Linked DNA regions of Homo sapiens: region 1 is linked to region 2. A link is an interaction called in ENCODE POLR2A ChIA-PET data of the cell type or tissue named here. Cell type or tissue: K562. All regions are shown on one strand. Links, peaks and the distances in the headings refer to the core of each region. The heading gives the core; the rest is flanking DNA.

The links. ChIA-PET counts read pairs that join two places held together with the same protein. Peaks named below come from ENCODE experiments on the same cell type or tissue, not always from the same donor. Only the 100,000 strongest peaks of a DNase experiment are listed, where the experiment ranks them.
Region 1: POLR2A ChIA-PET joins it to region 2 with 8 read pairs; 4 of 35 experiments call an interaction of 5 or more read pairs at or near these places.

What each region holds. Positions count from the first base shown.
Region 1 is chr2:159,372,636-159,377,036 of GRCh38, reverse strand. BAZ2B (bromodomain adjacent to zinc finger domain 2B) reads left to right here. Exons shown (of 37, transcript NM_013450.4): 26 at 2,284-2,346; 27 at 3,848-3,992. Among named protein-coding and RNA genes, the nearest start is that of WDSUB1, 88 kb to the right of the region's middle. In K562, for the core only: no CTCF peak of the experiment used is centred there; no DNase peak of the experiment used is centred there.
Region 2 is chr2:159,149,736-159,154,136 of GRCh38, reverse strand. It overlaps TANC1 (tetratricopeptide repeat, ankyrin repeat and coiled-coil containing 1), which reads right to left. Exons shown (of 27, transcript NM_033394.3): 7 at 3,581-3,767. Among named protein-coding and RNA genes, the nearest start is that of MIR6888, 35 kb to the left of the region's middle. In K562, for the core only: no CTCF peak of the experiment used is centred there; a DNase peak (open chromatin) is centred at 1,816; H3K27me3 peaks cover 1,562 bases.

The DNA of each region.
Region 1 (4,401 bases), core at 106-4,105, 220 kb before region 2:
GACCTATGGGAGTTTAACCTCACAAGTTGGCCTGTGAGAGGTTCTGTGGACAATTAAACTCTGACATATAGGGACATATAATGATGCTGTTTTTTGGTTGGGGAACTGTGACTGGGATAGATTCTGTGTTCTTAGTTGTTGTTGCTGCTACTACCTTTCTGTCTATTCTTCCAAGGTTTTTTTAATGTCTGAAAATTTTAAGTACTATTAGCCAAAACTCCTTTAAATAAAACTTTAGGAGACATTTTATTTCTTTTTGCATCATAGGAAGAGTCTTAAAAATTGCAGTTAGAATATTTGGCTGATACATGGCATTTTCAAATATTTGATATCTATTTTGAATATTTATTGATTGAACTGTATTTTTGCATGAACAGATTATCAGACATTTGTCCTGCTGATCAGAAGATCATTTTAGAATCTATATATAAATATTCACATAAAAGTCAAGATTTAAGAGTTGTTGAGCTAGTTATCTTTTGAGTTTTCTTTTAATTCCAAATAGAATTCATGTTACTGTTAGCACAAATAATGTGCCTAAATACCTTTGTAACTGGGTTCCCTAAGTTTGGGTAAGGAGCGGATGAATGAGAGATAATGGTACAACTATGGGAGTCTTTTTTTCACTTTTTTTTTCATTGGGTAGTAGCCATACTGGTCAGAAATATATATTTGTGTGTGGTTGGTGACAGTGTGGCTTTTTATAAATGCTTATAGGAAGTAAACATCAAAAACAAGTTGTTATTTTTCTTTAATCTGGGCTGTACCTGCATCTTCTTATTAAAGTAGGAACACTGTTGGTTACTTTCAGATCTGTTCTTACTTAGTCCTCACAAAACCTTCATGTAGTAGGTAACATTATCACCAAATTTACAGATGAATAGACTTACAAAGGTTAAGTAATTTGCCTATGTCTAGTAGTGCAGATAAGATCCAAAGAAACCCGTGTACCTTCTGTTCATGCTTTCCCTCTAAAACCTACAATTTGGAGATAGTTCTTCTGTTGTCATTTTCTGGAATGACAAATTTCACACAATTACTTACAAACCTTCTATTTATGAAATTAGGACTATGCATGTTAGGAATTATTTTTATTCTAAAAACTCAATGTGTTCAAGTATATCAAGTATATAGTATAACTAATCTTCTTCCCTTCAAAAATAACTCCTTCAGTTGATAGTATCAGTATTTTTCCAGTCTCCTAGATTTAAAACCTTAACATCATAATTTATTTATTCCATCATCTCCCTTGCCCCTCTGTGCCACATATTCATGAGCTGGCAAGACTTAACAGCTCTATAACTATGTGATATCTCTTACATCCATTTGCTTTTTTCCATCTTTATTTCTTTTATGCTAGTAAGAACCATATCCCTCCTTCTCTAATCTGTTAGCTAGTTTTACCAATTTTAATCCTTTCTCTGCTCCACACCATCTTACAACTATTGCCAGAACAACCTTTGGAAAGCATAGTTCTGATATTTAACCCACCCTCAAAGGATCATTTTGTTAATTGCCAAGCATTTACAGCTCTTCAAAATCTAGCCTTAAACTCATCTTGCCTCATCTCCTACCTTACCTCTTTATGCACCTCTCATGTCAAGACATGTCAGACTCTTTTCTCTGCTGGATGCATTTCTAACCATTCTTTAGTAGCTAATTAAAACATGACTTCTTCATAAAGCCTCCCTTGGTATACATTTCCACTAAAAGTAGTCTTACTCTGCCTTGAACTTCACAGGTTTTAATCACTACCTCTCTTTGAGACCCTTATACTTTCCTGCTTTGGGGGAGTTTATTGTGTGTGTGTGGTTTGCTATGTTTTGTTTTGTTTCTTCTGGGGATAGGGTCTGCAGGCTGGAGTGCAGTGGCATGATCATAGCTCACTGCAGCCTTGAACTTCTGGGCTTAACCAATCCTCCTGTGTCAGCCTCCCAAGTAGCTGGGACTGCAGGAACAAGCCACTAAGCTAATTTTATTTTTCGTAGATACTGGGTCTGACTATGATGTCCAGGCTGGTCTCAAATTCCTGGCCTCAAATGATCCTGCCACCTCAGCATCCTAAAGTGCTGGGATTACAGACATGAGCTACCATACCTAGGTTTTTGTGTTTTTTTTAAACATAATGTTTTATGTATCTCTCTACCAGATTATTAGTTTATAGAAAAGAACTGAGTCTTAATACCTTTCCGCAGTGCCTATAGGAGACTTTCATTAAATATTTACTGATTGAATAAATAAATCTTAAAACAGATAAATGACACTGTATTTTCTTATGTATAGGATGAAGGTGACCAAGCAGCAAGTGTTGAAGAGCTGGAAAAACAGATTGAAAAACTGAGTAAAGTAAGCACTTTTCTGATTAACATTTAACTTCTTCACAGTGTTTTAGAAATCTACATTGTAAGGGGATTAGTTTTTCTGACTGCTAAGCAAAAATAGGCTTTTGGTGAGTAATTAAAAATGAAGATTCTGAATAGCATTTTTGTCAGAAAAAAAAATAAGATGAGGAACACTAGAAACATTCTTACAATTGAACTTTACAAGCTTAATGCCAAGGTTAAAAGCCTGCCTCTTAAAACGTGATATTGAACTTAATCAGAGCCTAGAAAGAAAATATTCTATACTCTTCAGCTCTTCATATAAATACAAAATGTCAATTAAGGCATAGTTTTATTTCTTGGAATTAATTACTAAAAAATTCAGTTGAATTTCATAGTAACAGTTTCAGCATCTTAGGTTTTATTTTACATTTGTATATTTGTGGGTTTTATTTGCATTGGATTTGTAAACTGTGGATGTATTTACATACATCTTGTTAAAAATTCCATTTCAGAAGTGGTTTACGCCTGTAATCCCAGCACTTTGGGAGGCTGAGGTGAGAGGATCGTTTGAGCCCAGGAGTTTGAGAAAAGCCTGGGCAATATGGCGAGACCCTGTCTCTAAAAAAAAAAAAAAAAGAAAAAAAAACTAAGAAAAACTGAATTTCATAGCATTAGTGAAATTTAAGATGAGCTTTTTATAAGAACAAAAATGAGTTTTCAAAGGTATTACGAGATGCCTGTGTATGGTATTAATATTAGATTCTTCACAGACCTATCCCAAAACTTAATTATATGTTGTCTAGGTTTACAACATGAGTGTAAACATAGGCAAATACAGGTTTAGCCAATTACATATATATTATTTGTTTTTTGTTTTGCTTTGCTTTTTGAAACAGAGTCTTGCTCTGGCACCTAGGCTGGAGTGCAATGGCGTGGTCACTGCAGCCTTGACCTCCCAGGCTCAAGCGATCCTCCCACCTCAGCCTCCCTGGTGGTGGAACTACAGGCATGTGCCACCGTGCCCAGCTGATTTTTCATATTTTTTGTAGAGATGGGGTCTCACTATGTTGCCAAGGCTGGTCTCTAATTCCTGGGTTCAAATGACCCACCCGCCTCAGCCTCCCAGAGTGCTGGGATTACAGGCATGAGCCACTGTGCCTGGCCATATTATATGTATTATTTGTTATATACTGTAAGCAATAGAATTGAATTGAACCAGTTTGCTTTGGCTCCATAAAATACTTGATCCCATTGTTTATTATCAAGTAAAAGGATAAGTTTTATTTTATCAGGTAGCTTATCCTTTTACTCCATGGCAACAAAAATAATTATCCTTAAAATGATTTCTATCTTTATAAATGTTACTGAAATTGAAGTCAGGCATGAATATTTAGACCTTTTGCTCTTTTCCCAGTAGTGAAATTTATGTGCTTAAAGGTACAATAAGTATAAAGTTACATATATATTAATTTTTAAAGCATTTAACATCCCAAACCTAATTATATGTACCATTTTTTTAACAGCAACAGAGTCAGTACAGAAGGAAGCTCTTTGATGCGTCTCACTCATTGCGTTCAGTGATGTTTGGCCAAGATCGTTACAGACGCCGGTACTGGATTCTTCCCCAATGTGGGGGGATTTTTGTAGAAGGCATGGAGAGTGGTGAAGGTTAGAACTCATAATCCGATACAAATTGTTAAATAAGAAACTATATATTTTAAAACTCTGTTACTTCTTCAATATATTTTGTGTTCCCATAATCAATGTTTGGTAAACATGTAAAACCTTAATTCTCATTCCTTTTGCACTCATAATGCCCCTTCACTGATACACACTTCCTCCTAGCCCTTGATATTCTTTTGCTACTCTTTCTGACATCAGACATAAGCTGTTCTTTCTTTCTTTGGTGGACAGAGACTTGTATTTCCATCTATATTACCTTTTATAGCTGCTGCTCCATTTCTCTTTCTTCCCATTGTCAAACTTCCCAATAAGTGGTTTATTCTTTTACAATAAGCATACATCCTGACAGTAACCCCCTGCAGGTAACTTGCTTAAATCTAAGATCTTCATCATA
Region 2 (4,401 bases), core at 277-4,276:
GCACTTTGTAACAGTCCACCCCCAAAGCCTCTGCCATTCCAAACCCAGCTCTACTGGCTGACAAATATTAAACTACTTAAAATGGAAAATTAAATGGAAAGCCTCTTCCTGCCTTCTCCAGGCCCTGTGTAATTGGGAGCATGGGTCCTCACCAGCCTGTTTTACAAGCCACTGTTAGGTCTTCCAAAGCAGGAAGCCAAGGTATCTCATCTTCATCTCCGCCCAACTAGGGTCATGGTGCTCTTGAATACTTTACTCTGTGAAACACTTACAATGCCCAAAAGCTGCCATTCCCAGGCTACACCTTATAAAAACAGGCATGCTCTTCAGATGGAAAAGGCACACCCCTACTCCAGCAATCACAGAACCACAACTGAGTCATAGATAACCTGCTCTGTGAAGAGGCAGTGGAACCTGCACACCCTGTATTGATTTAAAAGGAAGCTCTTCCCCTTTCTGTCCCCACCACTCCTGCCTCTTCAAAGACCTGTGGCTACAGTCTGCCTGGAGAGGAAATTCTTGCGTCTTTTCCTTCTCCTCCCTACCACACCTCCAGCGTGTCCCTTGGCAACAGGTTCTAATTCTGCATGTCACGGAAGGAGAACAGAGGAACGCTGTCAACAGCAGTGCCTCCCTCTCATCCCTCTACAGCCCTTGCAACCTGCAGGAAAACACAGTGGGAGGCATGGTCTCCAGAGCTGAGGTCTTCTGGATGAGAGGGACTTACCAGCCACTTCCTAATTCCTTCTGCTTTCACCTACAGTTGCCACTTTTCATGCTCAGCCGAGTTATGGGAAAATGTTGGCTTGAGCAGAGGAAAAACACAGCTTCAATGTCATGAAATGTGCTAACTCTGTCATCATGGCAGAGGTTACAACACAGACATTGAAAGGTTTGACAAAGCCCATGTGGAATGGGGATCCTGCATAGCTTCTTTATAAACTGAACGTTCCCTCTCCCGATGCAACTCGACACTGGCAACACTTCTCTTTCCTTAATTTCTCATTTCCAGCACCATGCTAGGAACCTAGTAGATAGCTGGATTAATGAGACCCCTGTTTACATCTGGAGAGAAAATTAAATAACAAAACAAGAACAAATACACTGAAGGGGAATATTGAGACACTATGGGGAACATGTAAGAGGGGTCTAATCAGTCAGCTACTGGGTAGGGCTGTATGAGATTAAGTATTAAGAACCTCCTGCAGTTTAATATTTCATTGACAACACAAAAAACCAAACCAGCACCATTTCTTTCCTCTGCTTAGAATACCTTAAAAATTGTGGCACTGTATCTCAATGAGAGAGAAAGAGAAATAAACGAATGGGTGGCTCTCAGTTATTAAAAGTTTGGGCCGGGCACAGCGGCTCATGCCTGTAATCACAGTACTTTGGGAGGCCAAGGTGGGAGGAATTCTTGAGGCCACAAATTTGAGACCAGCCTGGGTAACACAGTGAAATATGTTAAAAAATTTTTTAATGAGCTAAGTGTGGTGGCACATGCCTGTAGTCCCAACTACCCGGGAACCTGAGGTGGGAGGATTGCATTAGCCCAGAAGTTTGGCTGCAGTGAGCTACAATTGCACCACTGCACTCCAGCCTGGGCAACAGAGCAAAACCCTGTCTCAAGAAAAGTTTGTAACTGTCAAAGCAAAAAAAAAAAAAAAAAAAAATTTGGTTATAATCAAAGGCATGTAATGCCAATGGCCAGGATGTTCAAAAGAAAAAGCCTGTCAAAACAGTGCTGCACTGGCCACATCCTTGAAGATAAACTATCTGCAGGAGACAAAATTTCAGAAGAACCGAGAATACTGTGAAGAAAGTCATCTGCTTATCTCAGAATAAATACCAAAGATCCATCTATGGTGGACAGCTCAGAAGAGATAGGGCATAAGAACAGAAGTAACGCTGGGAAAAATTAGCTGAACTAGACTAAACAGCAGCTGGGGAAGCAGGGTAAGATGAGAATGGGGAATTAGCAGAACAAGCTCACTGGAAGGCCTTCAAGCTGAGTGAAAAGAATATAAATTTGCTACACAAAACTCAGCCCACCATTTATATGAAATGTTCAGAATAAGCTACAGAGACAGAAAGATTAATAGATTACTGGTTGACTAGGACTGGGGAGCTTGGAGTAGGAAATAGAGTGTGCCTTCTAATGGTCACAAGGTTTCTTTTGGGGATAATGAAAATGTTCTAAAATCAGATAGTGGTGACAGTTGCACAACTTTTAAAATATACTAAAAACCGTCAAATGGTTCAAATGAGTGAATACTATGGTATGTGAATTTCATCTTAATAAAGAATGAAGGTAAAATAAAACAAAAATCCATTAAAGATTCTGATTCAATTGAAAATTATGGCAAGAAGCCGCCTTCCTTAAGCTGAGGGGCCCCTCTAGAAGCTATAGTGAGGTCTACACCAAAGAGCCCACAACCCAATCCCAGGAATCTCACAGACCTTCTGGGGCAATCTCCAAAGTGAAAACTGGATGAACCTGCTGCCTGGTTTTCCAAATTACACTTGAAATAAACTGCAGGTGACTAAAGAAAATAAGGAGCTCAAAGGTCGTTCATTCCATTTGATTACATATTAATGTGGAAGTGGCACTCAGTCCACAATAAAGCATAAACTATCCCTCAAAGACACGTGCATAACTCAGCAAAAGGGGAGTTAAATCTTTCAGAAGAGCTCTGCGTGAAACTGCAATATAATCTTGGAACAGAGGAAGGTCTGAACAATCCCCTCCAGGGGTCCCACCCATCTGTTACCTGAAAGGCACCAAGCTGGAGACCTGAGTCACACAGACACTGGAGCCCAGCTGCAGAAACATAAATGCAGTCTGTCTGGGATGGCATATAAAAATAAAGACTCTTAAATTCCATGGATGATTCTAATACAAACCTGGGACTGAAAACTACTGGATTAATCAAAATCCTTAATGATCTAGAGAAAGAAAGTGTGCAAAAAGGTAAATTCAATGTTGCTCAAGTCACCGGGCAAATCGGCGTAAGAGTCCGGACTGGAACCCAAGTCTCCTGACTCCTAGGCTTCAGGACAACCACACTTATTACGTGGGTGTAGGGGCTCAGGGAGGTCATCCTTAGAAAATTCTGGCCTCAAAACGCAGTCAGATCCCATGATAAGAAACCCTAGAAAACATACGCCTGAGCTATCATCAGGAAAATAAGTGACCTTGAGATTGGGATAAGACGACGTCTTAATATGCAGGAATTTCATTGCTCTGCTGTGTGCCCCAGTGGGACCTGATGCCCAACAAATGGAACTGAATATAGAAGAGCAATGATTTTTGTTTCACAGGCCAGATCTGATCTGGAATTCCTTTTTTTTTTTTTTTTAACAAATGAGCTGACTGTTATAAAGTAAACATCAAGGAATGTAAAAGCCAATGCTCCACTCTCTCAGCTACACATGGAGTCAGTGCTGCCTGCAAAGAACAGAGCAGGCGCTGGCAGACTGACCTTCACAGACCATGCTAAAACCCTCTGAGGAAGTGCCTGGTGAATGCTCTGGTTGATGAGATTCGAGCCATTATGTTACCGAGCAGTGTGCTTCTTACCTATAATTCCACTGTCCTTGCTTTCCAGGGTGGAACTAGGGCTGCTAATGGTCTCACAGGGACTTTTGTTGGCTGCCGTCTTGCTGACACAGCTATTCAAGGTTGAGCAGGGGCTATCGGTGCTAGGAGATGCGGTGCTGCTTGTTAGTGTGGAGCAAGGACTGATGCCTTGACTCAGAGCTGTGCACTGCAAGATGAATGGAAGGAGGAGTTAGCACGGCTTACACAGGATGCTTCGACACATGCTTTTGTTTTTGTGCTAAAACAATAAAACTAAGAACAGGAAAACGGAAGTTTTAAAAAAAAAATCTAAAGAGATATGTGTGTATAGATATGGATTCATGGAGCTTTATCTATATAAATGTATATGTGGTCTTCCAAATTTTGAGAAAGCAGTATCTTTGTTCGGTTCCCCTCCTTTGTGATTTTCCTTTTTATTAAAAGGTCAGTCTTAGCAATAATTTAGTGAGGATGCACATTTGTACAACAGAAATGGCAAACAGGCAGACTTCCTTTCATTTGAAGTCTGCAGAAGACAAATGGGTTATTTGACCTCTGTACGGAAGACCTGGGAGCTCTGTTTTTGTGATGTTTCACGAACACTGCAACCTGATTCAATTCCTCAAGATTTATGGGCTCTGCAATCAGGGGAAGGAGACTGGTGACCACTCAGTCTCAATCAATGCATGACACCCTCCCTTGCAGTGCAGAGACCTTCACCAGGGTAGAAGCTCCATCCTGCATTGCTATTCAGATGCACACATCACATCTGGGAGGTGGCAGGGTGCATGCTGCTGCTCCCTTGGAGGGGAAGTGCTTTC